2 separate regions of the Homo sapiens genome follow, and region 1 is linked to region 2. A link is a loop called in an ENCODE intact Hi-C map of the cell type or tissue named here. Cell type or tissue: ascending aorta. All regions are shown on one strand. Each heading gives the region's core, and the rest is flanking DNA. Links, peaks and the distances in the headings are about the cores only.

The links. Hi-C counts contacts between places; a loop is a spot of excess contacts. Peaks named below come from ENCODE experiments on the same cell type or tissue, not always from the same donor. Only the 100,000 strongest peaks of a DNase experiment are listed, where the experiment ranks them.
Region 1: a loop joins it to region 2, with 3 times the contacts of the local background. A loop is called at or near these places in 29 of 110 quality-filtered maps.

What each region holds. Positions count from the first base shown.
Region 1 is chr7:98,752,402-98,767,390 of GRCh38, forward strand. No RefSeq gene overlaps it. Among named protein-coding and RNA genes, the nearest start is that of TMEM130, 110 kb to the right of the region's middle. RefSeq lists enhancers at 1,551-2,081, 2,082-2,609 and a silencer at 2,970-3,019. In ascending aorta, for the core only: no CTCF peak of the experiment used is centred there; DNase peaks (open chromatin) are centred at 7,900, 8,170 and 9,187; H3K4me3 peaks cover 747 bases; H3K27ac peaks cover 4,875 bases.
Region 2 is chr7:98,819,895-98,834,883 of GRCh38, forward strand. No RefSeq gene overlaps it. Among named protein-coding and RNA genes, the nearest start is that of TMEM130, 43 kb to the right of the region's middle. RefSeq lists an enhancer at 6,248-6,823. In ascending aorta, for the core only: a CTCF peak has its summit at 7,144; a DNase peak (open chromatin) is centred at 7,037; H3K4me3 peaks cover 356 bases; H3K27ac peaks cover 3,294 bases.

The sequences.
Region 1 (14,989 bases), core at 3,502-11,501, 67 kb before region 2:
TCCCATGATGAGGCAGTTTGACCCTTGTTCCCACAGAATGAGATAGTGATGTTCCTCGGACTTTTTCCCAACAGAATGTGATCAAGTCAGGCAGCTGGGCGGGCTGTTTCTCACCTCACCGCCCGAACCCCCGTGAGATGTTTCACTTTGACCAAAGTCTGCGAAATGGCAGGGGGCTTACAAAATGGTACAGTTTGGGCCGGGTGGTGCAGTGGCTCAGCCCGTAATCCCAGCACTATGGGAGGCCGAGGCGAGCGGATCACATGAGGTCAGGAATTTGAGACCAGCCTGGCCAACATGGTGAAACCCCATCTCTACCAAAAATACAAAAACTTAGCCAGGCGTGGTGGCGGGTGCCTGTAATCCCAGCTACTCAGGAGGCTGAGGCAGGAGAATCGCTTGAAGCCAGAAGGCAACGGTTGTAGTGAGCCGAGATCGCACCACTGCACTCCAGCCTGGGTGACAAGAGCAAAACTCTGCCTCAAAAAAAAAAAAAAAAGGTGCAGTGTGGACTAACAATTCTCAAGGTGGGTTTTTCAGAAGGCATGGTCACAGACAGCAGCCGTGCAGACCTAGGTGCGCCCAGCATCTCCCCACCATGGCCAGAAGGTGAACCCGGGCCTCAGGTCAGTGTGGACACAGAACAGTCTGTGGCTGGAAGGAAGCAGCTCGAGAGGGTTTAGTCTGATTAAACCAGCACCTGTCTGTAGGCCCCGCTGGCCTAACCCCATCCTGTACCAGGCTCTGTTCTGCCCAGCTCCCCAATCCTCCAACCTGTACCCCACGTTGGGCCTGTGTTCTCATAGCTCCTCCCCCGAGGAGCTCCCTGTCCATGGAGCCCAGCTCTTCCACTGGATAGGGCTCACCATGAATGTGAGCGGGTAGATTTTGTGAGGCTGAGGCCGTGCACATGTAGGCAGGCACACACTCTGGGCAGAACCTGGCTTCACATGGGCAGGGCCACTGCTGCCTCAACCACCCACAGTCACCTGGGGCATGCAGCAGTGGCCTCGTGCTGGAGGTCTCCCGGGAATATTCTCCTTGTGATGCAGGGCAGGTGAGCCCCAAAGTTGGGGCTTAGCCCTACCGTCCACAGAACCCAAGACAGCCAGGTGCCCTGCAGGGGCTAGATGGCTACTGAGTAAATGACTGACAACATTCTTGGCTAGGACTAGGAAGAATTCAAGGGCAAAACAGTGGCATTAGACAGCAACTTTTGTTGTTGTTGTTGTTGTTTGGGTTTTTTATTTTTATTTTTTGAGATAGAGTCTTGCTCTGTCGCCCAGGCTGGAGTGCAATGGCGTGATCTTGGCTCACTGCAACCTCCACCTCCAGGGTTCAAGGGATTCTCCTGCCTTAGCCTCTTGAGTAGTTGGGATTACAGGCACATGCCACCATGCCCAGCTAATTTCTTTCTTTCTTTCTTTTTTTTTTTTTTTTTGTATTTTTAGTAGAGACAGGGTTTTGCCATGTTGGCCAAGCTGGTCTGGAACTCCTGACCTCAGGTGATCTGCCCACCTCGGCCTCCCAGAAGTGCTGGGATTACAGGCATGAGCCACCGTGCCCAGCCTAGACAGCAACATTTATTGCAGAGCAGAGCTACCCCATAGGCAGTGTGCCAAGAGCAGCAGCTCAGAGGCAGTGCGGCAGCCCTATTTATAGCCACTTTTAATTATATGCAAATTAAGGGGCAGTTTATGCAGAGATTTCTAGGAAAGGGGTGGCAACTTCCTGGTTGTCAGGACTGTTGCCATGGAAAGGGGCAGTAACTTCCTGGTGTTGCCATAGCAACGGTAAACTGACATGGCACAGGGATGGGCATGTCTTATAGAAAGCGGCTTCCGCCCAGGACCTGTTTTAGGTAGTCCTCAATTTGGTCTGGTGTCTGAGCCCCGCCCACCTCACCCACTTGCTGGACTGCATCCCTCTGCTTGGGTCCTGGCCCCTGCAATCCTGAGGTGCCAGGAACCCATCAGGCAGGTCACAGCCTCCACCCCCCTCCCTGCAGCCTGACTCCAGCTCCAGCCTCAGTCACCTCCTGGCTGGTCCCGGAACACCCCAGCAGCTCCCACCTCAGGCCTTAGCCCGGAACACTTCCCAGGCAGCCCCCAGGCTCATTCTCCCATTGCCCAGAGCCTGTACTCAGAGATCCCTGTGTTGGTTTCCTGGGGCCGCCCTTACAAAGTCCTACAAACTGCGGGGCTTAAACAACAGAAATGTTTAGTCTCACCATTCTGGAGGCCAGAAATTCAAGATTGATACAACAGGACTTGTGTGTCTGTCCTTGGCTTGTGGACAGCCGTCTTCTCTGTGTCCTCATATGGTCATCCCTCTATGTGTGTCTATGTCCTCACCTCTTATAATGACACCAGTCCTGTTGGATTAGAGCCCACCCTGATGACCCCCAATGAAACTTAATTATCCCCTTAAGGATTGTATCTGCAAATGCAGCCACATTCTGAAGTACTGGGGGTTAAGACTTGAACCTATGAATTGGGAGGGATGCAATTCAGCTCATGAACCGCGCCCCCCCCCGCCCCCCCCCGCCCCCCCCCCCGCACAGAATGGTCTTCCCTGACCACTCCTGATGCCACCTTCCTACCCTAATGTGGCACATAGCACTACCGGACACAACCTTCCCCTTTCCCCTCTCCCGCCCCTCCCAGCCCATGAGGATGGAGTTCCTGCAGGAGGAGAAACAATGTTTTCCTCGCTGCCATCTGCAGTACCCAAGACAGCTGGGTACACTGCAGATGCAGGACAGTTGCTGAGTGAATGACTGACAGCCAGCCTCAGCAGGTGCATCCCCAGGGGCTACAATCTGCATGAGAAGTCACCGCCCCCCAGCCCCTGGCGTGCAGAGCATTGAGGGAAGGGCCCTGGGGGTCAGCAGATGGCAGCATGGGACAGTGGTCAGGGCTTCTGTGGAGATGCAGAAGGGCAGGCAGAGCACAGGGAGTGTCCCCACCCAAGGGACGAGCGGGGACCAAGGTCTCAAGGTGGAGCCGGCAGGGCACGTGGCCTGTGGCAGGAGTCCGGTGCTGGGTGGGGGGCTGGCTGCTGTGTGGCTCTCTCTGGAGCCACCCTCCTGGTCCAGGGAAGTGACTCTCACACCCTGAGGCTCCGGCATACCCAGGCACCTTCTCCACCTCCCACAGTCAGCTCAGCTGCCTTGTCCTGTAGTTCAGGAGGAAGGAGGGCTGCCCTGGCATTTCAAGGAACAGAATGTGATGAAGCAGATGCCAAACAGCCTGCCAGCTCCACAGAGCCTACCACAGAGCCCAGCAGGCACTGCCTGTCTCCCTTCCAACCCCAAACCCACATGGCTGGGGCATTCCAGGGACATGCACCCTCCCATGTGCCCCAACCAGCATCCGGGCCCCCAGCCCTCCTGCCAGGCTATGGTTCCCAAGGGCTGTGCTCCCCAAACCTGCTTCTTAATTAGTTTTCCCCACCACTCCCTGATGGTGCCGTACCCACAGCACATGAAACTCTTTCTAGGGTGGATGTCACGTAGCCCCCCAGCGCGTCCCCGCAGGAGCCCTATGCCTGCATGCTTTAATTAAGCAAGTTAATTACTCTCCAACTTGAGGGTCTGATCAGGCCTCCTGCTGGGAATGCCTCACGGAGCTGCTCCGGATCCCACAGCCCCCGGGCATCCCTGACTCCCACAGAGGACCCAGGTTGGGGTTCTCAGAACATCCCAGAATCTCCTGTTAATTTCACCAAGAAATCCAGCTGCAGACTCCTGGTAGAAGGAGTGCTCATCTGGGCAGGGATATTTGTAACACCCAAGGCATAAGGGAGAAAGGGAGCGTGTTCAGGCTGATGTTGGATGCAGGGGTCCCCGAGGTACCCACCTAACAGCACAGGGACTGGGTGACCTGACTTTAGCTCTGGACCCCAGGCTCCATTCCTTGTATCTCCCCCTCCCCCAGCAGGTTTAATCCTGGCTCACTTGCCCAGACCCAAGCAGATTCTCCCAAAATAAGGACCTGCATGGTCACCATCCACATGTCACTGTCCAGCACTTCACAGTTTACAAACTTTTTTTTTTTGAGACGGAGTCTCGCTGTGTCACCCAGGCTGGAGTGCAGTGGAGCAATCATGGCTCACTGCAACTTCAACCTCCTGGGCTCAAGAGATCTGTCCTCCCACCTCAGCCTCCTGAGTAGCTGTCCATGCAGATTAGATATGGGGGTATGTAATGGATTCCATGTGGGTTTGATGTGGGGATCCAATGGATCCCATACAGATTAGACACAGGCATGTGCCACCATGTCTGACAAATTTTTTAAATTTTTTGTAGAGACAGGGTCTCACTATGTTGCCCAGGCTGGTCTCAAACTCCTGGGGTCAAGCGGTCCTCCTGCCTCGGCCTTCCAAAGCATTGGGATTACAGACATGTGCCACTGCCATGGCCCCCACGTTTCTAGAGATATTGCCACACAGCAAGCACAGTGCTAGACAGTTTGCCCATTTCATCTCACCTCCCTGCAGATGCCTGTTGGAGCTCCGCCCATTGTGGATAATGGCAAACAGAAGCTCCTGAGGGTAAAAAACTAGCGCATGGCCACCTGCCTGCAGAGCTGGAGACAGAACCACATCACAGGTTCTAAAGTCTATCCAACACCTCATGGCATGGATTTTTCATTCAGCACATGTTTATTGAGCATCTACTATGTGTCAGGCACTGTTCTAGGAACCAACGACACAGCAGGGAGCAAGGAAATAAAAACTCATCCAGGCATGATGGCACTTTGGGAAGTCCCAGTGCTTTGGGAGGCCGAGGTGGGAGGATCACTTGAGGCCAGGAGTTTGAGACCAGCCTGGGCAACGTAGTGAGACCCCCATCTCTACTAAAAATAAAGCCACACATGGTAGTGCATGCCTGTAGTCCCAGCCGCTCAGGAGGCTGAGGTGAGAGGATCACTTGAGCCCAGGAGTTTGAAACTTCTGTGAACTATGATCACACCACTCTACTCCAGCTTGAGTGACAGAGTAAGACTCTGTCTCTAAAAAAGTAAAAGAACAAAAGAAGAAGTAAAAAACCCTGGCTTCATGGAACTTATATTCTAGTGGAGGAAAGAGATAATTTTCGGTTTTTTTATTTTTATCTTTTTTTTTTTTTTGAGACAGAGTCTTGCTCCGTTGCCCAGGCTGGAGTGCAGTGGCGTGACCTTGGCTCACTGCAAGCTCCGCCTCCCAGGTTCACGCCATTCTCCTGCCTCAGCCTCCCGAGCAGCTGGGACTACAGGTGCCCGCCACCACGCCCGGCTAATTTTTTCTATTTTTTAGTAGAGACGAGGTTTCCACCATGTTAGCCAGAATGGTCTTGATCTCCTGACCTCATGATCTGCCCCCCTCAGCCTCCCAAAGTGCTGGGATTACAGGTGTGAGCCACTGCGCCTGGCATTTTTTTATTTTTTTTTTGAGACAGAGTTTTGCTCTTGTTGCCCAGGCTGGAGTGCAATGGTGCGAGCTCAGCTCACTGCAACCTCTGCCTCCGGGTTCAAGAGATTCTCCAGCCTCAGCCTCCCAAGTAGCTGGGATTACAGACATCCGTCACCACACCTGACTAATTTTTCTATTTTTAATAGAGATGGGTTTTCGCCATGTCGCCCAGGCTGATCTCAAACTCCTGACCTCAGGTGATCCACCTGCCTCGGCCTCCCAAAGTGCTGGGATTACAGGCATGAGCCACCGCACTTAGCCAGAGATAACTTTCAAACATAATATTTAGGGTAAACTATGTGGTATATTAGAAGATTGTGCTACTAAAAGCCTGATGGAGGTAGGAGGGGTAGCGTACAGGGCTTGGAGGCTGAATTTCAAGTTGGAATGATCAGAGCAGGCCTCGTTGAGAAGGTGACAGATGAGCAAAGACCTGTAGGAGATGAGGGAATGAGCCACATGGGTGTCTGGGAGCCTCATCCAGCAGAGAGAACAGCAGTGCAAAGGCCCTGAGGCTGAGCATGCCTCTATGTGTTTAGACATCAAGGAGACCAGCAGCAGGAGAAGTGGCTTGAGCACAGAGGAGAGAGTTCAGAAGTGGGGGCTGCCAGTCCTGGAAAGGACTTTGCTCTGCGACATGAGTCTCTGGAGGGTTTTGAACAGAGAAGGAGAGACACGAACCCGACACCCCCCCATAGGCTTTTCCTTGGGCCATTCTCCTGTGATTAGATTGTGGGGACGAGGTGGACGTAGGGAGTGCTAATGCAGCAATCTAGGGGACAGGTGGTGGTGGCTTGGATGAGGATGGGAGCACAGGAGGTTGGATTCTAGATACATTTTGAAAGTGGAGCCAATGGGACTTGCAGATGGATTATGTATTTATGCATGGATGGGATCTAATGGTTCCATGTGTGTTAGATATGGAGGGATCTAATTGATTCCATGTGGGATAGATATGGAGGGATCTAATGGATTCCATGTGGGTTAGATATGGGGGGATCTAATGGATTCCATGTGAGTTAGATATGGGGGATCTAATGGATTCCATGTGGGTTAGATATGGGGGGATCTAATGGATCCCATGTGGGTTAGATATGGGGGATCTAATTGATTCCATGTGGGTTAGATATGGGGGATCTAATTGATCCCGTGTGGGTTAGGTATGGGGGGATCTAATGGATTCCACGTGGGTTAGATATATGGGTGGATCTAATGGATTCCATGCGGATTAGATATGGGGGATCTAATGGGTTACATGTGGGTTAGATGTAGGGGATCTAATGGGTCCCATGCAGATTAGATATGGGGAGATCCAATGGATCCCATACAGAATAGACATGGTGGGATCTAATCGATTCCATGTGGCTTAGATATAGGAGATCTAATGGATCTCGTGCAGATTAGATATGGTGGGATCTGATTCTCCCATGTGGGTTAAATATGGAGGGATCTAATGGCTCCCATGTGGGTTGGATATGGAGAGATTTAATGAATTCCATGTGGATTAGATATGGAGGAAGAGATGAATCAGAGATCACCCAGGATTGGGCCCAGGATAGCAACTGAAAGAGTGGAGTTGCTATTAACTAGATGAAGAGGTCCCTTGGGGTGGTTTGCAGGTACAGGGAGGAGGTCCAGAAATTCATATTCTGGGAGATGGTAAGTTTCAGATACCTAACTAGACATCCAGGTGCAGAAGTCCAAAACGCAGTTGTATGTACAAGTCTGCAGCTTAAGGGGAATCTACCCTGGAGATATCAGTTTAGGGGTCATTGGTGAATTGATGGTTTTAATGCCATCAGACCATACGAGCTCCCCACGAGAGGGAGAGTAGAAAGAGCAAGAGGTCCAGGGTCCGAGCCCTGGGGCCTAAAGATAGAAGGTTGGTGGGGACTGGGAGGAATCAGGAGAAACCAGCCGGCAGGTTAGGAGGCAAAGCAGATTTAGGGGCCAGGAAACCGAGGGAAGAAAGTTTTCCTGGGAGGACAGAGAGAGCAACTGTGCCCAATGTGGCTTCCAAGTCAAATGGGCTGAGGACAAAGAATCTACCTTGGAGGTCACGGGGCCTTGGTGGGGGGGCAGTTTCCTTGGAGTAGGGCAGGCAAAGCCTTCATGGAGGGGTTAAGAGTGGGGGTGCAGTGGATGGAGGGCAAGAGAGCGTTGGAGCCAGGGAGGAGTTTTTTTGCAAAGCAAAACAGTATATGGGGCAGTGGCTGGAGTAGGTAGGGGGTCAAGAGAGAGGTTCGTAAGACAGGAGGAATAACAGCATCACCTCTCCCAAGCTTCTGCACGGGCGTGGAGTAAAACGAAACTCGTGTGTTACTGATGCGAAGTCGTGCCTTTGCGTCTCACATCCTGGGGGCTTTTACCAAATTCAGAAGGAATCCAGGCGGCCCACAAGCTACCAACGGCCACCCCCAGACAGATGTCACTGCTTTTCCGCCCATGACTCCTTAAGGTTGATACAGGGCCTGGCAACTCCTTCCTGCCCCCTTCCTCCCCCTCCCTAGCTGAATAATTTAAGTGCTATTCTAAGTTGAAACCAAATAAAGCAGTTTAGAGTGACTAATTCCCTGTGAAATTTATGTTCCCCAAATGTCTTGCTGGTAACAATGCTGGGATCCATTTACCCCCCTTAATTTCATCAGTGTTGTTTCTGGAAGGAGCTCCCAGCCTAACGTGGCCTCGTTCCCAGCTGCCCGTGTGAAAAGCGGTCCTGGAGGCAAGGCGGCCACATGTGAGCCTCTTCCTGGACTTTGTCCTGGCCCAGGGCAGGGTGAGAAGCTGACACAGCTCTCAGGAGAGATGTAAGGATCTGCAGTAATGGAGCCATTCACAAGGCTGCCCTCTGCACTTCACAGTTGGAGAGGACAGAAGGAGGGTTCTGGGCCAGGGCAGTTGGGAGTGAGTTCCCAAAGCAGGTGTGACATTAGCATGTCCCCAAGAACCAGAGGCTTTGGGAAGGTGACAAGAGGCTGCTGGTGCCCCTGCTGAGGGGATTGTAGGGATGTCTCCATGGAAAAGATGAGAGAGGCAGGAAGGAAAGGGTAGGGGAAAGGGAAGGATCCCATACAGATTAGACATGGTGGGATCTAATGGATCCCATGGGGGTTAAATACGAACAGATTAAATATGGAGGGATCTAATGGCTCACATGTGTGTTGGGAGCCACCTTCCATGTTTAACCCACCTTCCCCGTACCCTGTCTCTGCCAGTTCAAACCTGTCCCAACCCCCAGGGCTCTGCTGCTTTAGAAACATAGCACTACCTTTATCCGCCTGCCCAGATGCAGCCTGGGATCTTCCAAGAGCCCGTCTCACATTTCCTGGCTGTGGGGTGTTTTACAGACATAACGGGAAGAACCTTTATTATGTGACCCTCTGTGACCTGACCCAGTGGCTTCAATTTAGGGATTTAGCCTGTGTCCTCAGCACAAGAAGCTTTTGTTTCTAAGCTTTACTGAGCATTGTTTTTGTTTTGTTTTTTTTTTAATAATGACTCATCTACAACTTCTGAACATGGACACTCCTAGCCTTGTCCCCACTGAGCTGGGAGCATCTGTATCCAGACTGGCCTTCCCCTAGACTGGACACTTCCTTGCCAAGTGGGTGTCAGGAGAAGAACTGTCCAGCAGGGGAAACAGCCAGTGCAAGGGTCCCGGGGTCCTGCATACCTCTTGTGTTCAGACAGCCAGGAGACCAGAGGCAGAAGTGGCAGGTCCTGGGTCTGAGCCATGTCATTCTCAGCACAGAGCCTGGCACATAGTAGGAGCCTTAAGGATGGTGGAGCGGGGGCAGCGGGCACAGTGACTCACGTCTGTAATCCCAGCACTTTGGGAGGCAGAGGTGGGAGGATCACTTGAGGTCAGGAGTCAAGACCAGCCTGGCCAACATGGCGAAACCCCATCGCTACTAAAAATACAAAAATTAGCCGGGCATGGTGCGCATGCCTGTAATCCCAGCTACTCAGGAGGCTGAGGCAGGAGAATCGCTTGAACCAGGAGGCAGAGGATGCAGTGAGCTGAGATAGCACCACTGCACTCCAGCCTGAGCGACAGACGGAGATTCTGTCAAAAAAAAAAAAAAAAAAAAAAAAAAAAAGATGGGGAGGGGAAGGGGATAGACACACGTACATGTCACATGTGCAGGGTGGAAGACCCCCTCCCAGGTTTTACTGTGACTATATTGTGCTGTAGACCTGAAATGCACCTGCTGCTGTGTGCTGTGACCAGGGGGGATGGCTTCTGGATCCTGCCTTTGTCTGGCCAGGTCCCCCACGAGGCTGTCGGGAGCTGGGCATCAGGACCCTAGTGATGACTTCGGGCTGGTGGCACCTGCCTGCCTTGTACACAGGCACCCCTCCCTCCCAGCGTGGGGGCCTCAGTTTCCTCCTCTGTACAGCAAGGAGGTTGCGGGAGATGCTCTCGAGTTTCCTTGCAGGTCGGAAGTGGAGAAGGAAGACAGGTCTCATAGACAGCCTGGGTTTTTAACCAGCCCTGGGGGCATGGGATGCGTTCTCTTCCAGATGAGACTAGGGGTGGCAAGAACCTCCCTGGAAACCCCGGGAAGTTCTAAGGTCATCCTAGGGAAGGCACCAGCGGCAGGGACAGGGGTCTGGAAGCCCTGCCATCCCTAGCAGCTGGCTCTGAAATGTGGCAGGAGGTGGAATGTGGACTCCCTCCATGCTATGGGAGGAGCGAGGGCTGCAGCACAGACCCCAGAGGCTTCTGCCTGGGAAAAGGATGAGGCTGCCTCCCTCCTTCCAGGAGGAACCGAGTCCCAGGGCCAAATAGGGAGGGAGGTATTGATTCCCTGAGGGCCCACCTCAGTAAACAAAAATGTTTTGAACACCTATTGTATTCTGGGCCTCCTCATTCATTCTTACAACAGCCTTGGAGGTAAGCAGTTCAGCATACAGAGGGGAAACAGGTTCAGAGAGGCTGTGTGACTAGCCAAAAGTCACACAGCATGGGAGTGGCTGAACTGAGATTTGAGATTTACCTGGCTCCAGGCCAGGCACAGTGGCTCACTCCTGTAATCTCAGCACTTTGGGAGGCGGAGGCAAGTGGATCATGTGAGGTCAGGAGTTCGAGACCAGCCTGGCTGACATGGCAAAATGCTGTCTCTACTAAAGCTACAACAATTAGCTGGGCGTGATGTCAGCCACCTGTAATCCCAGCTACTTGGGAGCCTGAGGCAGGAGAATCACTTGAACTGGGAGGTGGAGGTTGCAGTGAGCCAAGATTGCGCCACTGCACTCCAGCCTGGGTGACAGAGCAAGACTCTGTCTCAAAAAAAAAAAAAAAAAAAAAAAGATTTACCTGGCTCCTAGCACATTCTACCAACCCACATGGCACATCGGTTCCTGAATTCTGGTCTCGAAAGTTGGAAGTCTTGAGCTTGAAGAAGTCTTCTGCTGGAAAAAGTATTCCATTTTCACCTTGAAAGGATGATTCCCCAGTCCCCAGAGTTAAAAGGGGCCTCAGTTCCTTTTCCTACTGTCAGATTTCCCAGAATGAATCAAAGGTACTAAATTTATTGTGTTTAAAGCAACTTTTCAAGCTTCCCAATAAAGCCCTCTGATTTATAGCTAATGCGTTATTTTAAACACGTTGCAAATGATAAAAATCAGTTCTGCAAATGCACCTCCAGAGAAACCGTATTAAAGGAAGAAAAGAAGCAGTGAGATTAGATATTGCATTAAAAGATAGAGTGATGGATTAAAACCCAAAGCATAAATCTAGTGTGACTTCCCAGAAAATGTTGGGGGGCAGTAAATCCAAGGTGACAATCCGTGTACGGTGTACCAATATTTGTCACTTTTATTACACTTTGTTCAGAAGTCGTAGATGGGTCATTATTTAAAATTAAAAAAAAAAAACAGTGCTCAATAAAGCTTAGAAATGAAAGCTGCTTGTGCTAGGGATATGGCTAGAACTCTTAAATCCAAGCCACTGTGTCAGATCGCGCAACATCACATAATAAAGGTTTCTTCCTCTTATGTCCATAAAATATTCCACATCCAGAAAATGTAGGAAGGGCTCTTGGAATATCCAGGCCATACCCAGGGCGGCGGATAAAGGTAGTGCCATGTCTCTAAGGTAGCACAGCCCTGGCCGGGCGCGGTGGCTCACGAATGTAATCCCAGCACTTTGGGAGGCTGAGGCAAGCGGATCACGAGGTCAGGAGATCGAGACCATCCTCGCTAACACGGTGAAACCCTGTCTCTACTAAAAATACAAAAAAAGTTAGACAGGCATGGTGGCGGGCGCCTGTAGTCCCAACTACTAGGGAGGCTGAGGCAGGAGAATGGCGTGAACCTGAGAAGCAGAGCTTGCAGTGAGCAGAGATCGCGCCACTGCACTCCAGCCTGGGCGACAGAGTGAGACTCCATCTCAAAAAATAAATAAATAAATAAATAAAGTAGCACAATCCTGTTCCCACCCACTCCAGCACCCTTATCAGGAGCAAGAACAGTCACTGGGGTGCCCAGCATGCCTCTCCATCACTCATTCAGGCAAGGGTTTTGGAGGGCTTTTCTTTGCTGGGAGGTGGCGGGAGAGGGGGATGTCAGAGCTCCCTGCCTTGATCAGAGATCCTGGAGCCAATTAGATTCTTGTTCCCAATGTGTCCCTTCCTGGAACTGGGTAATGCATCTACACTCTCTACCCTGTGACTCAAAGCACTTCCTGCTGGGAGTCAGGTACACATCCCGGCCCCGTTGACGTTGGCCTTGTCACCTGACTTGCTTCAGCGGATATGATACAAACAGAGATCAGAAATGTGCTTATGATCCCAGAACAAAAAAAGACACGTGGAGCTGGCTCCTGCTAAAAACCTGAGCTCGGCCAGGTGCAGTAACTCACACTTGTAATCCCAGCACTTTGGGAGGCTGAGGTGGGCAGATCACCTGAGGTCGGGAGTTCAAGACCAGCCTGGCCAACATGGTGAAACCTCATCTCTACTAAAAGTACAAAATTAGCCTGGCGTGGTGGCGCGCACCTGTAATCCCAGCTACTCACAAGGCTGAGGCAGGAGGATCGCACCATTGCACTCCAGCCTGGGCAAAAAGAACAAAACTCCAGCTCAAAAAAAAAAAAAAAGTAATAATAAAAATTTAAAACATTTTTAAAATAAAAAATAAAAACCTTAGCTCAACGTATGGTGTGGAACCAGACGCAGTGGAGCCAAGCTAAGCCCACACACATCTGGCCCGCAAATCCAGGTACAGGAATCATAAATACGTGTTGCTGTAAGTCACTGAGATTTTTTAGGTAGCTTGTTACACAGCATTATTGCAACGGAAACTGACTGATACAGACCTTCAGCTGGACCAAAGGGCTGGGTAAATCCAGATGTCCTCCTCTGTGCCCGGTGAGGGACAGGAGACTGTGCCATCATTTTGTCGTCCTTGATCAAAGCTGACCCGCTCATCAACCAAAGTGGGTATGACCAGTCTTCACAACACCAGGTGGCTTTCTAGACTCTTCTATGCTCAAGGCCTCCACTCCAGCCGCTTCCTGTTCTGGGCACACCTTTCCCTTAGGGGTCCACTTGGCTCTGTCCCCACCCCTTCTCAGTTTGTAGAAACCTCACTGTCTCAAGGAGGTCTGGCAGCTGTATTTCAAATACCAGGTTTATCTGCTTTTTTGTTTTTGTTTCTGTTTTGAGATAGGGTCTCACTCTGTAGCCCAGGCTGGAGTGCAGTGGTACAATTATGGCTCACTGCAGCCTCAACCTCCCAGACTCAAACAATCCTCCCACCTCAGCCTCCCAAGTGGCGGGAACTCCAGGCATGTGCCACCACACCCGACTAATTTTTGTATTTTTTGTAGAGATGGGTTTTTGCCATGTTGCCCAGGCTAGTCTTGAGCTTCTGAGTTCAAGCAGTCTGTCTGCCTTGGCCTCCTAAAGAGCTAGGATTACAGGTGTAAGCCACTGTGTCTGGTCTTATCTTTTTTTAGAAATAGAGTCTTGCTCTGTCGCCCAGGCTGGAGTGCAGAGGCACCATCACAGCTCACTTCAGTCTTGACTTCCCCGGCTCAAGCAATCCTCCCACTTCAGCCTCCCAAGTAATTGGGACTACAGTTGTGTACCACCATGCCTGGCTAATTTTTTTATTTTTACTTTTGTAGAGATGGGGGTCTCCCTTTGTTGCCCAGGCTGGCCTTAAACTCCTGGCTTCAAGCGATTCTCCTGCCTTGGCCTCCCAAAGTGCTGGGATCACAGGCATGACCTACCCTGCCTGGCCTTAAGTGTATCGAGGTATAACATACATGCACAGATTCTAAGCTTGTAGTTCAATGAGTTTTGACAAATGCATCCAGGGAACCACTCCCAAAACCAAGATATAGAACGTTGACCGCCTTCTTTAAACTTTAAACTGTTCTTTCCCATTCTTGTTATTCTGCTCTACTTTTTCTTGTCCCATAATACTCATCACTTTCTAATTTACTTATTGATTTCTATATTTATTTATTTACCTATTTATCATATTTTTTACCCATTTACAATATTGTTGTTTATGGTTTGTTTCTCCCCAGCATCATCCAGGCTCCACAGGGACGGGAATGGTTGTCTCTGTTGTTCAGATGTATCCCAACAGCCTAGAACAGGTCCTGGCACATAGTAGGTGCTCAGTAAGTAGATTTTTTTTTTTTTTTTTTGAGGCAGAGTCTCAGTCTGTTGCCCAGGATGTGGCTTACTGCAATCTCCACCTCCCAGGTTCAAGCGATTCTCCTGCCTCAGCCCCCCGAGTAGCTGGGATTACAGGCGCACACCATCATGCCCAGCTAGTTTTTGTATTTTTAGTAGAGATGGGGTTTCTCCATCTTGGCCAAGCTGGTCTCAAACTCCTGACCTCAAGTGATCCACCCGCCTTGGCCTCCCAAACTGCTGGGATTACAGGCATGAGCCACCACACCCGGGTGAAATTTTGAATGAACGAATGAACCCCCACTTTGCAGATGAGGACAGTGAGAAACAGAGATGGTATGTTTTTGTCCAAGGGAATACTGTCCGTGAGTTCATGGAGAAGTGGGAATTTGAACCCAGGTCCTCCAGCTCCAGAACACTGTCTCTCAGTCATGCTGCCTCTCAGGAATGAGAAGACTCACCTGGTTATCCCCGCCCCAGGCCCACTCAACAGCGCCACGGCCTCCAACTGCCATCTTACCTCAACCCACTCCCATGCGTTCCCTGTTCTCTTTGATCAGCTCGTTGGGCAGAACTTAACATCCACTGATGATGGGGACCATCCTGTAGGAAGCTGTGCTCTAGGTTGTGAGCTCACCAAGAGTGGGGTCCAGGTCTGAGTCACACTGGGGTCCCTGGGTCCAGCACAGTGGCCTCGCAGGTACAGACCAGAAATGGCGAATGAGCGGATAGATGGATGGATGCCAGGGTAGATGGATGAACTTTCCCTCCCAGCCATGTCCCCTGAGGAGGGGACAGCAGACAGTGGGTGGGCTGATGGAGGATGTTACCCTAGTACCTGTCTCTAAGAAACACGGTCTCTTGTGCAGAAGATTAGTGAG
Region 2 (14,989 bases), core at 3,376-11,375:
ACCTTAAGTGAGACTGGGAGACCTGGAGGATTTGGGGCAGGGGTGTGGCCTAATCAACCTAGGTCTTAATAGGCTGCTGTGCTGAAACTAGACGGTGAGCACAAGGGCAGAAACAACAGCAATCATTCAGGCAAGAGATGGTGATGACTCAGACCAGGTGAGAGCAGTAGAGGTGGAAAAAAATGAGTAGATTCTGGATAAATTGTGAAGGTTGGCTGGGCGTGGTGGCTCACGCCTGGAATCCCAGCACTTTGGGAGGCCAAGGCTGCCGGATCACCTGAGGTCAGGAGTTTGAGACCAGCCTGGCCAACATGATGAAACCCCATCTCTACTAAAAATACAAAAATTAGCCAGCCGTGGTGGTGGGCCTGTAATCCCAGCTACTCAGGAAGCTGAGGCAGGAGAATCACTTGAACCTGGGAGCCGGATGTTGCAGTGAGCTGAGATCGCGTCACTGCACTCCAGCATGGGTGACAGAGTGAGACTCCAGCTCAAAAAAGAAAAAACAAAAAAAAAGAAGATCTTTGAATCCTCCTATGGCCTGTGGGCTCCTGCTTTGAGATGTCTCACCTTTTTAGGTGAAACCAAGGTATAACTTCCATGTATTGATTGACAGCTTTGACTGTAACCTCCCTCTCCTTGCTTGGAGCCCCGCAATGAATGCCTTCACTTCTCCCACTGCAAACTGTGGTGTGGATGTTTAGCGTTACTGTGCTGGGTGAGAGGATCTCAATTTGGTTTGGTAACAAGACAAGCTCAGAGAAGGATGGTAGTGGGCAGTGGGTGGTGGTGATCACTGGATCTTCCACTTCCTCTTCCTATTTCCTGAAACGTCTCCCCATAGGCACCTGTGGACCCACTGGTCTTCCAGCTTTGTTCCCTCGCACCTCCTCATTCCAGCCTTCCCATCTCTGTTGATGGCAACTCCACTTTTCTGGTGTCTCAGGCCAAACCTCAGGGAGACCCTGGACCTCTCGACCTCTCGACCTCTCTCATGTTTTCTCAAACCTCACCTTCAATCTATTCACAAATCCTATTGGCAACCTTCACTTTTTTTTTTTTTTTTTTTTTGAGACAGAGTCTTGCTCTGTTGCCCAGGCTGAAGTGCAGTAGCGCAGTCTCGGCTCACTACAACCTCCACCTCCCGGGCTCAAGCAATTCTTGGGATTAAAAGGCATGTGCCACCACACCCGGCTAATTTTTGTATTTTTAGTAGAGACGGGGTTTTGCCATGTTGGCCAGGCTGGTCTTGAACTCCTGACCTCAGGTGATCTGCCCGCCTCAGCCTCCCACAGTGCTGGGATTACAGGCATGAGCTAACATGCCAGGCCAGGCATGGACTTTGAGGGTGGGTCGTGGAGGACCTGTCCTCCTGGCTACGGGCCCACTAGAAAGCCCTCCCTGAAGATGCGATAAAGCAGAGGCCCTATTAGGGGCCTGGTGGGCACCCTCCCCCTCCAAGCATGGAAATAAAGGAAAATCTTGAGTTCCTTCAAGGGAAAGTTCAGGCACCTAGCTAGTCCTGAGCAGTAAATGAGCAACTTGATAACCAAAAAGGTAATAGTAGCTTAAAGCAATAGCCAAGGAAATCACAAGATGTTTAGTTCCTGATGGGAACCAAAGATGTCCTTGAGTTTTTCAGAAACCTGGGCTCCTGCCAAATGGACCTGCTGCTGGCAGGTAGACCTCAGATAAGGGGGAACTGAGCACTGAACTCTGACAGTTCTTTGTTCTAAATTTCTTCCTGAGGGGCCTGGAGAAGGTCATACCCACAGACCAGAGCTAACATTCTTTTCTACTCTCCCCAATTTTCTTTTTTGTTGTTGTTGTTGAGATGGAGTCTCGCTCTGTCACCCAGGCTGGGGTGCAGTGGCGTGATCTCGGCTCACTGCAACCTCCACCTCTTGGGTTTGAGTGATTCTCCTGCCTCAGCCTCCTGAGTAGTTGGGATTATGGGTGCGTGCCACTACGCCCGGCTAATTTTTGTATTTTTAGTAGAGATGGGGTTTCGCTGCGTTGGCTAGGCTGGTCTTGAATTCCTGACCTCAAGTGATCTGCCCACCTCGGCCTCCCAAAGTGCTGGGATTATAGGCATGAGCCACCATGTCAGGCCCTGTCCACAATTTTTTAGACAAAGCCTTGCCTCCTTAACCAATCACAAATAGAAAATCTTTGAATCCTGCTGGGCAAGCTGGCTCACGCCTGTAATCCCAGCACTTTGGGAGGCTGAGGCAGGCAGAGCACCTGAGGTCAGGAGTTCGAGACCAGCCTGGCCAATGTGGCAAAACCCTGTCTCTACTAAAAACACAAAAATTAGCCGGGCGTGGTGGCACGTGCCTGTAATCCCAGCTACTCAGGAGGCTGAGGCAGGAGAATCACTTGAACCCGAGAGGCAGAGGTTGCAGTGAGCTGAGATCATGCCACTGCACTCCAGCCTGGGTGACAGAGCGAGACTCCGTCTAGAAAAAAAAAAAAAAATCCATGCCTGCCAGCACATTTCTCAAAGTAGAAAAAGGAAAAACCACCTTCGGGGAGGAGCTCAGAGCTGACTTCTCACTGCCAGCAGATGACACAGCCCTGGACTTGTCTCCTAAAAGGCACAATGACACCTGGCCCCACTGCCTTCTCCTTGACGGGGCCCTGACTGTGGCATGGCACCTCTCAGCCCTCAGCCTGCTCAGTCATTCTGCACAAAGTTTACTTCTCCCAGTAAAGCCAGAATTCCTCTCACTTCAGAAATAAAATGTATACATCTGCTGGTGGCCTCACATCCCTTCTCTGCGTTCTCAGCATGAGGCTCAGGCTTTTTATAATTCATCAAAAAGGCCACACGTAATGAGCTCAGTTCTTACTCTGCAACTGGGACGTCAGCTCACCTTTTAAGAACCCCGCACCCAGCCAAGGCCCCTTAGATCTTGTCCTAAAGCTGGGGATGAGTCACCTGTGAATCAGGCAGCAGGCTGAGCCAGCACTGCTCTCCAGGGGCCGCCTTCCCTTCCAAAGGACTAGCCTGTGTAAGGGGCCAGGCTGGGGGCTTCCCTACCTTCCTTCATTCGTTCATTGAACAAGAGTTTATTGGCCGGGTGTGGTGTCTCATGCCTGTAATCCCAGCACTTTGGGAGGCCGAGGCGGGCAGATCACCTGAGGTCAGGAGTTCAAGACCAGCCTGGCCAACATCACAAAAATATGTCTCTACTAAAAATACAAAAATAAGCCAGGTGTGGTGGTGGGCGGCTGTAATCCCAGCTAGTCAAGAGGCTGAGGCACAAGAATCGCTTGAACCCGGGAGGCAGAGATTGCAGTGAACCGAGATTGCACCACTGCACTCCTGCCTGTGCGACGGAATGAGGCTCCGTTAAAAAAAAAAAGAGTGCATTGAGTGCCTGCTGTATGGCAGGCCCTGGACTGGAACCTTTCCTAGATGCTCTTTTGCATAATCCCCCTCCTGACAATACTAGAAGGAAGGTGCTCACATGCCCATTTTGCAGATGTGGACACTGAGGTGCTGAGAGGTTTTAGTATCTTGTTTGAGGTCCCTTGACTTGTGTGTAGTAAAGAATTAACCTTATCCTAGGCCAGGTGCAGTGGCTTACGCCTGGAATCCCAGCATTTTGGGAGGCCAAGGTGGGAGGATTACTTGAGGCCAGGAGTTTGAGACCAGCCTAGGCAACATAGCAAGATATCATCACTACAAAAAAAATTTAAAAATCAGTCAGACATGGTGGTGGACCTGTAGTCCCAGCTACCCAGGAGGCTGAGGCAGGAGGATTGCTTGAGCCCAGGAGTTGGAGGCTGCAGTGAGCTCTGATCACACCACTGTACTCCAGCCTGGGTGACAGAGTGAGACTCCATCTCAAAAAATAAACAATTAATTTAAAAATAAAAATAAAAGATGGCCAGGCACGGTGGCTCACGCCTGTAATCCCAGCACTTTGGGAGGCCGAGGCAGGTGGATCACTTGAGGCCAGGAGTTCGAGACCAACCTGGTCAACAGGGTGAAACCCTGTCTGTACTAAAAATACAAAGATTAGCCGGGCGTGGTCACGGGTGCCTGTAATCCCAGCTACTCAGGAGACTGAGGTGGGAGGATTGCTTAAGCCTGGGAGGTGGAGGCTGCAGTGAGCCAAGATTGCACCACTGCACTCCAACCTGGGTGACAGAGCGAGACTCTGTGTCAAAAATTAATTAATTAATTAAAATAAAAAATAAAAATAAAAAAAGAATTAACTTTATCCAAAGAGTGGTATGGCTTTTACCACCAGCTCCCGGGAGGTGAGCTCTAAGCCCTTAGAACATCCTGTCTGGTAAGAATGTCTTCGTTTACCTGGGGGCCTGGGGCTATGCAATCTAACAACGTACATGACTTATGGTGGAGGCTTTGGGCTACACAGCATCAGCTTGACCTCCAGAGGGGATGGGGATTGTCAGCCACATCAGGCATCAGCCATGTCTATATGACCAAGCCCCAGTAAAAACTGGACACCAAGGCTCAGGTGAGCTGCCCTGGTTAGCAATACTCCATGCACGTCGTCACGCATCATTGTTGGGAATGCTAGCCATGACTCCAAAGGACGGGACAACTGGAAACTCCATGTGCTGAATCCTCCTGGACTCTGCCCCCTGCATCCTTTCCCTGCGCTGATTTTTTTTTTTTTTTTTTTTGAGACAGAGTCTCACTCTGTCGCCCAGGCTGGAGAGCAATGGCGTGATCTCGGCTCACTGCAAGCTCCACCTCCCGGGTTCATGCCTTTCTCCTGCCTCAGCCTCCCGAGTAGCTGGGACTACAGGTGCCCGCCACCATGCCCGGCTAATTTTGTTTTTTTGTATTTTTAGTAGAGACGGGGTTTCACCATGTTAGCCTGGATGGTCTCGATCTCCTGACCTGGTGATCCACCCGCCTCGGCCTCCCAGAATGCTGGGATCACAGGCGTGAGCCACCGTGCCTGGCCTATTTTTAAATTTATTTTATTTTATTTTATTTTTTGAGATGGAGACTCGCTTTGATGTCCAGGCTGGAGTGCAATCTTGGTGTAATCTCGGCTCACTGCAACCTCCGCCTCCCAGGTTCCAGAGATTCTCCTGCCTCAGCCTCCCGAGTAGCTGGGACTACAAGCATGTGCCACCACCATGCCTGGCTGTCTCTTCTAGCTTCTAGTGACTGCTGGCAAATCCTTGTGTTCTTTGGCTTGTTGACCCATTGCTCCAATCCCTGTCTGTCTTGTCATATGGCTTTGTTCTCTGTGCATGTCAGTGTTCTAAGCTCTTCTTCTAAGGACACCTGTCATTGGTCTTAGAGTCTTCCCTAAATCCAAGATAATTTCACCTTGAGATTCTTAACTAATTATACCTGCACAGACCGTTGTATAGTTTGGATGTTTGTCACCTCCAAATCTCATGTTGAAACATGATTCCCCATGTTGAAGGTGGGGCCTGGTGGGAGGTGTTTGGGTCGTGGGAGTGGGTTCCTCATGAATGGCTTGGTGCCCACCCTATGGTCATGAGTGAATTCTTGCTCTATTAATTACTGTGAGATCTGATTGGTAAAAAGAGCCTGGCACCTCCTCCTCACTCTCTTGTTCCCTCTCTCGCCATGTGACCTGGCTGCTCCCACTTTGCCTTCTGCCATGATTGGAGGCTTCCTGAGGTTCTTACAAGAAGCAGACACCAGTGCTGTGCTTGCACAACCCACAGAGCCGTGAGCCAAATAAACCTCTTTTCTTCATAAATGACCCAACCTCAAGTATTCCCATATAGCAAAACAAAATGGACTAATACAGGCCAGGCGTGGTGGCTCATGCCTGTAATCCCAGCACTTTGGGAGGCCGAGGTGGGTGGATCACGAGGTCAGGAGTTCAAGACCAGCCTGGCCAAGATGGTGAACTCCTGTCTCTACTAAAAATACAAAAAACTAGCCGGGTGTGGTGGGGGTGCCTGTAGTCCCAGCTACTTGGGAGGCTGAGGCAGGGAATCCCTTGAACCCAGGAGGCAGGGCTTGCAGTGAGCCGAGTTGGCGCCATCGCACTCCAGCCTGGGTGACAGAGCAAGATTCCATCTCAAAAAAAAAAAAAAAAAAAAAAAAAAAAGTAGGGGGAAGAATGGATTAATACAACCCTGTTTCCAAATAGTTACATTCTGAGATCTGGGTGGACATAAACTTTTGAGAAGGACATTATTTAATTCACTATATAGGTGATTCCCCAAATAAAATCTCTCTTGACTTCTGATTCCAAAGGACCTGAACTAACACAACCCAGTGGGCCAGGTTCCATCCTAGGCACTGGAGCTACAAAGGTGGAGCACCCAGTCATGGCCCCTGCCCCCACAGGACAGAAGACATGGGAGTCAGGCAGGTGCTAAGGGCCAGATCTGGGAGGGAGGGAAGGAGAGAGGGAGGGAGGGAGGTGTGCTCCCCTCCACACAGCTTCCCTGCCTCCCCGCGAGGGGCTCTGGTCCCACCGCTCTTTGGAGCCAGGCCCTGGCTTCAGGGTGTACGTGCTCAGGAGGCTGCCGTGTTGATGAAAATACCACGGAGACGTCTGCAGGGTTCTTCCTCTTGCTGCTTCTCCTGTGCCCGAAATAAATGAAAAAGAGATGTTCCTGGCAGGGTCTGCGGAGAAGCTTCGTGGCAGGAATGAAAATTGGCCGCAGCATCCAAGAAATCCTCGAACGGCAAAGGGATTTCTAGGACAACACACCTCTAGGAACAGAGGATGTCGGTGGTGAGAGCTGGAGGCGGAGGCAGGCCTGCCGCCCCAGGTGTCTGCGTGTCTGCGGTCGCACCGTGGTGTGCACACCTACACAGGTGTGCGTACCTGCTGGCCGTGTGCAAGCACGGGGGCGAGTTTGGGGAACCCAGCTGAAATCACAGCACAGACTTTCTCCCACCATTGGCCCATCTGCCAGCCTCTTCCTCACCCTCAAGCCTGCCGGCCATCTGGGGTCACCTTGTCCTGCCACATTTCAACAACACTGGGCTTGGTGCCCGTCGGCTCTCCGGGGATTCTCAGCAGGCTGACACGGCTCCAGGCCCATCTGGCACTCAGTTCTGGCTCTCGCTGAATTCTCCATCTGCCCTGCTACAGGGAGTGCCCTGTGCCAGCCGTCCTTCTCGGCCAGACGTCACATCCACAGAGCTTCAGGGACTCAACGCTGCCTGTAGGCGGCTTTTTCCGGGCTCCAGCACAGCCCTGGACACCTTTAAACTGAAACAAGGCCACCTGGCCCTGGACGTCCCTCAGCCAATCCTGCCTCTGAGAGCTGTCCCTGACCCCTTCTCCTACCCCCTCAGGACCTGGTCTTAACACTCCACTTTTCATCAGAATGGCCCATCAGGGGGTTGCTAACCCCCTCCCCCACTCCCCACCCCCATCTCTAACGTAATCTTCCCCATCAGCAAGGACTATGCCCCCTTCCAGCCCTGCTCCAGGTGGCCCTCAACTTCCTCCCCTAAGACACTGGATCCCTCCATCCTCCCAGAAACAACCCAGAGGGCCTGGCATAATGGCTCATGCCTATAATCCCAGTGCTTTGGGAGGCCAAGGCAGAAGGATCATTTGAGGCCAAGAGTTCAAGACCAGCCTGGGCAACATAGTGAGACCCTCCCCCACCCATCTCTACAAAAAAGAAAAATAAATGTACCCAGACATCGTTGCATGCACCTGTAGTCCTAGCTACTTGGGAGGCTAAGGCAGGAGGATCCCTTGAGGCTGGGAGGTCAAGGCTGCAGTGAGGTACTGTCTCTAAAAAAATAAAAACGCACAACCTGGAGAGACCTGCTGGCATTTGCCTGTGTGCAAGCCCTGATCTTGAGCCGCAGTGGTGGAAATCCAGGAATCGATGAGCTGGGCATGCTGATCTGAAACTTCTGGTTTTACGGAGGGGAAACTGAGGTCAGAAAGACAATCAGCTTGCCTAAGCCATGTGGTGATCCTGGGGAACAGGAGCTCAGGTCTCCTGAGGTCTTCATTCCAGCCCATGAGTACAGTCCCTCTCAGGCACAAAGCACAGGGGCCCTTAACACCCCAGAATGCTCCGCAGACAGCTCTCTGTTACAGCTGGCGTTACAGACAGGGCCTGTTACCTCCCCTGCCTCCCTCTCCTCCTCTCCAGGTGTACCAGACCTTCGTGAGCAGACCTTAGCACCTTTTTTCTTTTAGAGACAGGGTCTTACTCTGTAGCCCAGGCTGCAGTGCACTGGTGCGATCATAGCTCACTACAGCCTGGAACTCCTGGACTCAAGTGATCCTCCCGCCTCAGCCTCCTTAGTAGGTGGGACTACAGGTGCATGCCACTATGCCCGGCTTTTTTTTTTTTTTTTTTAGACGGAGTCTCACTCTGTTGCCAGGCTGGAGTGCAGTGGCACGACGCTTTCGGCAACCTCTGCCTCCTGCGTTCAAGCGGTTCTCCTGCCTCAGCCTCCTGAGTAGCTGGGACTACAGGCATGCGCCACCATGCCCAGCTAATTTTTGTATTTTTAGTAGAGACCGGGTTTCACCATGTTGGCCAGGATGGTCTCTATCTCTTGACCTCGTGATCCACCCACCTCGGCCTCCCAAAGTGCTGGGACTACAGGTGTGAGCCACCGAGCCCGTCCTCGGCTTATTTTTAAACTTTTTGTAGACATGGGGTCTGACTATGTTGCCCAGTCTGGTCTCAAATTCCTTGCTTGAAGCGATCCTCCTATCTCAGCCTCCGAAAGTGCTGGGATGACAGGCATAAGCCACCATGCATGGCCAGACCCTAGCACCTTTCTGTCTGTCCTCTTCACTCCAGCCCTCTAAGTACCTGATATCCCCATCTTCTCCCCACTGAGGGAGGACATCTTTGCTAAAACTGGTACAGACCATTACAGGCTGAATGTTTGTGTCCAGACATTCAGTAAGTTGAATTCATATGTTGAAGCCTGACCCCTAGTGTGGCTGTATTCGGAGATGAGATCTATAAGGAGGTAATTCAGGTAAATGAGGTCATGAGTGTGGGGTCCTGATCTGATAGGATTGGTGTCCTTATAAAAGGAAGAGGATGCCAGTGCGCCTCTGCACACAGGCACCAAGGAAAGTCGTGTGAGGACATAGCGAGAAGCGGCCCTTGAGCTTGGGAAGTTGAGGCTGCAGTAAGCTATGATTGTGCCTCTGCACTCCAGCCTGGGTGACAGAGCAAGACCCTGTCTCCTAAAAGAAGGGAGAAAGGGGAGGGGAGGAGAGGGAAGGGGAGGGGAGGTGGAAGTGGGGAAGGGAAAGAAAAATCAACCCTAGAAGGGCTGGGCTCAGTGGCTCATGCCTGTAATCCCAGCTCTTTTTCGGGGGCCAAGGTGGATGGATCACTTGAGGTCAGGAGTTCAAGACCAGCCTGGCCAACACGGCAAAACCCCATTTCTACTAAAAATACAAAAAGGCTGGCGTGGTGGCACGTGCCTGTAATCCCAGCTACTCGGGAGGCTAAGGCAGGAGAATCACTTGAACCCAGGAGGCAGAGGTTGCAGTGAGCCAAGATGGTGCCACTGAACTCCAGCCTGGGCAACAAGAGCAAGACTCTGTCTCAAAAAAAAAAAAAAAAGAAATCAGTCTTAGCAGAACCTTGATCTTGGATGTCCAGCCTCCAGAACTGTGAGAAGATAAGTGTCTGCCTTTTTTTTTTTTTTTTTTTGATATGGAGTCTATTTCTATCACCCAGGCTGGAGTGCAGTGGTGCAATCGCAGCTCACTGCAACCTCCGCCTCCCAGGTTCAAGCAATTCTCCTGCCTCAGCCTCCCGCGTAGCTGGGATTGCAGGCGCCCACCACCACACCCAGCTGATTTTTGTGTTTTTAGTAGAGATGAGCTTTCACTGTGTTGGCCAGGCTGGTCTCAAACTTCTGAACTTGTGATCCACCCGCCTTGGCCTCCCAAAATGCCGGGGATTACAAGCGTGAGCCACCACACCCGGCCAAGTGTTTGCTTTTTAAGCTGCCCAGTCTATGGTATTTTGTTACGGCAGTTCCTGCACACTAAGACAAGGATTGAAACATTTACAGATTCAATGATATCAAGTCTGGGAGATGCTGCAAAACTCACAGGTGGGGAAGTGTGCAGGGTTAGCAAGAAACAGGATTGACCACAAGCTGAAAATTGGCAGGGCAAGTTGGCTCACCCCTGTAATCCCAACACTTTGGGAGGCTGAGTCGGGCGGATCACTTGCGGTCAGGAGTGTGAGACTAGCCTAGCCAACATGGTGAAACCCCATCTCTACTAAAAATACAAAAATCAGCCGAGCATGGTGGTGCACACCTGTAATCCCAGCTACTTGGGAGGGTGAGGCAGGAGAATCGCTTGAACCCGGGAGGCGGAGGTTGCAGTGAGCCGAGATCGCGCCATTGCACTCCAGCCTGGGTGACAGAGCAAGACTCCATCTCAAAAAACAAACAAAAAACAAAAACATGCTGAAAATTGCTGGTGAGTGATAAGGTCACATGGGAGGAGGCCTCTATTTTCCCTCCACGTTTGTGTGTTTGAAATGTTCTCTACTAGAAGGTTTGTAAAAATAGTATAGTGGAATGGGTCATGAAATAGCTTTGGTGGGGTCAGAACCAGCATCTTCTTAAATGAGATAGAATAAAATAGAACCATCTAAGTCCGGTGTGGTGACTCATGCCTGTAATCCCAGAACTTTGGAAGGCCAAGGCAGGAGGATCGTTTGAGGCCAGAAGTTCGAGACCTGCCTGGGCAACATAGCAAGACCCCCCCCACCCACCCCCCACATCTCTATAGACAATTTTAAAGATTAGTCGATCATGGTGGCGTGCACCTGTAGTCCCAGCTACTCAGGAGGCTGAGGTGGGAGGATGGCTTAAGCCCAGCAGGTTGGGGCTGCAGTGAGCTATGATCACAGCACTGCACTCCAGCCTGGGCCACATAGTGAGATCCCATCTATAATTTTTTTTTTTTAAAAAAGAACAGTCTAGAATAGAACACACCAGGATTCTTTCCATGTGATAATGTAAGCAATACTTTATAAACTTTTTTCAGGCGTGGGTGGGGAGGTAATGTGCTGAATGTAAAACGTACTTCTTACTGTATGATCCAAACAGCTGGAAAATCACTTCTTGTAGTTGGTTTGACCGTGGCCTCTGGAGCCAGGTTGCCTAGCTCTGGTTCTGTCAATTATTGGGTGTGTGACCTTGAACAAGTTACTAAACCTCTCTGTGCCTCAGCTCCTTCACCTTTAAAATGCCGTGAATAATCCTACCCTCATTACAGGATTGATATGGGGATGAAATAAGCTAATGGACATCAAGTGTTCTAAACATTGCTCCTAGCACATTCTAAGTGCTCCATAAATAGCAGCTATCACTATGGTGTTGGGAATTTGCTGGCCTGAAAAGGGAGGAAGAAGAGAAAGAAGAGAAAGGCAATGCTCAACCACAAAGAACACTGTCTCACAGTGGGGTCCCAGGCAGTGTGGCACTTCATTCATTCATGAACATTCATTCATTCACATTCATTCATTCATTCACATTCATTCACTCATTCATGATTATTCATTTCTTCATGGATATTCATTTGATCATTCATGAATATGTATTCCTTTATGAATATTCATTTGTCCATTCATGGCTATTCACTCATTCATTCATTCATTCAATAAGTCTTCTGGAATGCCCACTGTGTACTCCTCCCAAAACACTGGAGAGACAGTGATAAACAAGATGGCCTTGGTCTGTGCCCTCACGGCGCTCACCCTCTACCTGGGAAGATAAATTAAACAATTTATTATAATAAACATGTAATTATTGGAATGGGGAACTACAGAGGCAAGCTGGGCCATCCCCTAACAGCTAATTGATGTTTGCGACTCAGCCAAGAGAAAGACTAGGGTGAGGTTCGAATGTTTCGGTCAGAGGCGAGAGGGCCACTACGTGTGTGGGGAATGCCAGAAGCTCAGTATGACAAGGCCTGCTCTCTCCAGCAGGGGGCGCCACTGACCAGATGTGGCCATTTAAGCTGATTTTCATTTTATTTCATTTCTTTCTTTCTTTGTTTTCAGAGGCAGGATCTTGTTGTGTTGCCCAGGCTAGAGTGCAGTGGTGCAATCACCACTCACTGCGGCCTCAACTTCCTGGGCTCAAACAATCCTCCTGCCTCAGCCTCCTAAGTAGCAGGGACTACAGGTCCCCACCACCACACCCAGCTAACTTGGTTTTGTTGTTGTTGTTGTTGTTGTTGTTGTTGTTTTGTAGAGACAGGGTCTCGCTGTGTTCCCCAGGCTGCTCTCAAACTCCTGGGCTCAGGCTATCCTCCCATCTAGGCCTTGCAAAGTGCCAGGATTAAAGGCATGAGCCACCATACCCAGCCTAAATTTAAATCAGTGAAAAGTAAACAGAATTAAAAATTAAGTTCCTCAGTGCTCAAACGCCACACACCATTGCGCGATGCAAGCACAGAAGGCTTCCATCATCGAGGAAAGGTAAGCGTGGTCAGTGCCGGTCAAGAGGCCGAGCTGTGCCATCCAATGCCACAGCCACCAGCCACAGGCGGCTGCTGGGCACTTGAAATAGGCTAGTGCCACCAAGGAGCTGAATTTTAAATTTTATTTTATTTTAATTAGTTAAAATTAAAATTTAAACACGGATCTTTAATTCAGTCACTGGAAGACTTTTAATTATGTTTGGTACAACTCGAATATGTATATCTATTTTTTAAACTGTACATTTTACAAAATCTAAACACAGATCATGTTGAAATGCTCTATAAAAGGAAAGTACGCACACCAGACGGTGAAGACATAGAACAAAGAAAAAAAGAAGGTAAAATATGTTATTACTAAATGTTATATTGATTGCATAGTGAGATGATAATATTTTAGAAGGAGTGTACTAAAAATATATTATTAAAATGTGGGGCCTGGCGTGGTGGCTCATGCCTGTAATCCTAGCACTTTGGGAGGCCAAGGCAGGCAGATCACTTGAGGTCAGGAGGTCAAGACCAGCCTGGCCAACATGGTGGAAGTCCATCTCTACTAAAAATACAAAATTAGCTGGGTATGATGATGCAGGCCTGTAATCCCAGCTTCTCAGGAGGCTGAGGCAGGAAAATCGCTAGAGCCCAGGAGTTGGAGGTTGCAGTGAGCCAAGATCACACCACTGCACTCCAGACTGGGCAACAGAGTGAAGCTCCATCTCAAAAAAAAATTACATATGTGGCTCACATTATATTTCTATGGAACAGGATGGGACTAGGGCTTAGATGGGGAGGAAGAGGGCAGAAAGGGACATGGAGAGGTCTGGAATTCTCATAAACTCAATGGGGAGCTTGAACTTCTTCCTGGGTAATGGGGAGCCACAGCAGGTGTTGGAGCACGGCAATGACAGGGTCAGACGCTTATGCCTGGAAAGTATTTATGCCTGGATACTTATGCCTGGAAAGTCAGATACTTATGCCTCTGGCAGCTTTGGGGAGGATGGAGGGAGGAGGGAAGCCAGTTGGGAAACCATTGTCATCAAGCTCACCAGACAAGAGAGGGGCTTGGGTTAGGATGGTGGCCCCAACATCATTATCATCATTATTATTAAAGACAGGGTCTCACTCTATTGTCAGACTGGAGTACAGTGGTGTGACCATAGCTCACTGTAGCCCCCAACTCCTGGGTTCAAGCAGTCCTCCTGCCTCAGCCTCAGGTAGCTGGCACTACAGGTGCCAGGGATGGAAAAAGCTGCCTGTCTTTTAAGGAAATTTCATAGAAATTTCACCCAAAACTTCTGCTTTAATCTCATCAGCCACCCCTAGCCATATGGGGGACTGGAAAATATAGTTTAGTTGGGTCCATGGCTCTCCGGGACAAAATTAGGACCCTATCCTAGGGAGAGTGAATGATGAGTAAGCTCAGGCATGGCACAGTGGGTTCTGGGTAGGTGGCTCTGAGTCTTGGAGGGACCGACAGCCGAGACATGGACAGGTGCCACCTCAGAGAGCTCTGCTGTGGAGGTGAGAGGTGGCCGCAGCTCTCCTGAGCTGCTTACTGGCAAGGTGACCTCCTGGAGAGAGAGAGATCCTTTAGGGACAGGTGACACAGCAGGGTTCCCAGCACTGAGCTCTGAGATACAACATTAGAGAGAAAGTCAGGAAAAAGGAGGGAAACCCCGACTAGCGGGCAGAAGGGAAACCAGGAGAACACAGGGTTTTGGAGGGAAGGGCTGGGGCCCAGGACCTAGCACCCCTCCAAGCTCCAGGCAGGATGAGGCTGGAAGCTGTGTAGGACCAGCCTGGGCAACATAGTGAGACCCCTGTCTCTACAAACAAATTTTTGTAGAGATCACTCCCTGGCTTACAGGAGGTGATCAACACATATTTATTTTCTTTTCTTTTTTTTTCTTTCTTTCTTTTCTTTCTTTTTTTTTTTTTTTTTTTTTTTTTTTTGATATGGAGTCTCACTCTCTCACCCAGGCTGGAAAGCAATGGCACGATCCCAGCTCACTGCAACCTCCGCCTCCCGGGTTCAAGTGATTCTCCTGCCTCAGCCTCCTGAGTAGCTGGGATTACAGGCATGCACCACCACACCTGGCTGATTTTTGTATTTTTAGTAGAGATGGGGTTTCTTCATGTTGGCCAGGCTGATCTCAAACTCCTGACCTCAAGTAATCCACCTGCCTCAGCCTCCCAAAGTGCTGGGATTACAGGAGTGAGCCACTGCGCCTGGCCTATTTCTTGAATAAGGTGGATTCGGCCACGTGAACATTCTCGATATCTTTGTTAACAGCAATTTCCGAGGAGACAGGAGTGAAGAGGCCAGGTCCCATTGAGCAGTGGGCAGACAGGAAGGAGTCATTCTCTCCAGAAGTTTGCCTGGGGAGGCGAGGGGAAGTGGAAGGAGGAACAGTGCCCTACTCAGCCCTGAATTCCGGCACCCAACATCATCATCATCATTATTATTAGAGTCAGGGTCTCACTCTGTCATCCTGGCTGAAGTACAGTGGTGCAATCATAGCTCACTGTAGCCTCCGACTCCTGGGCTCAAG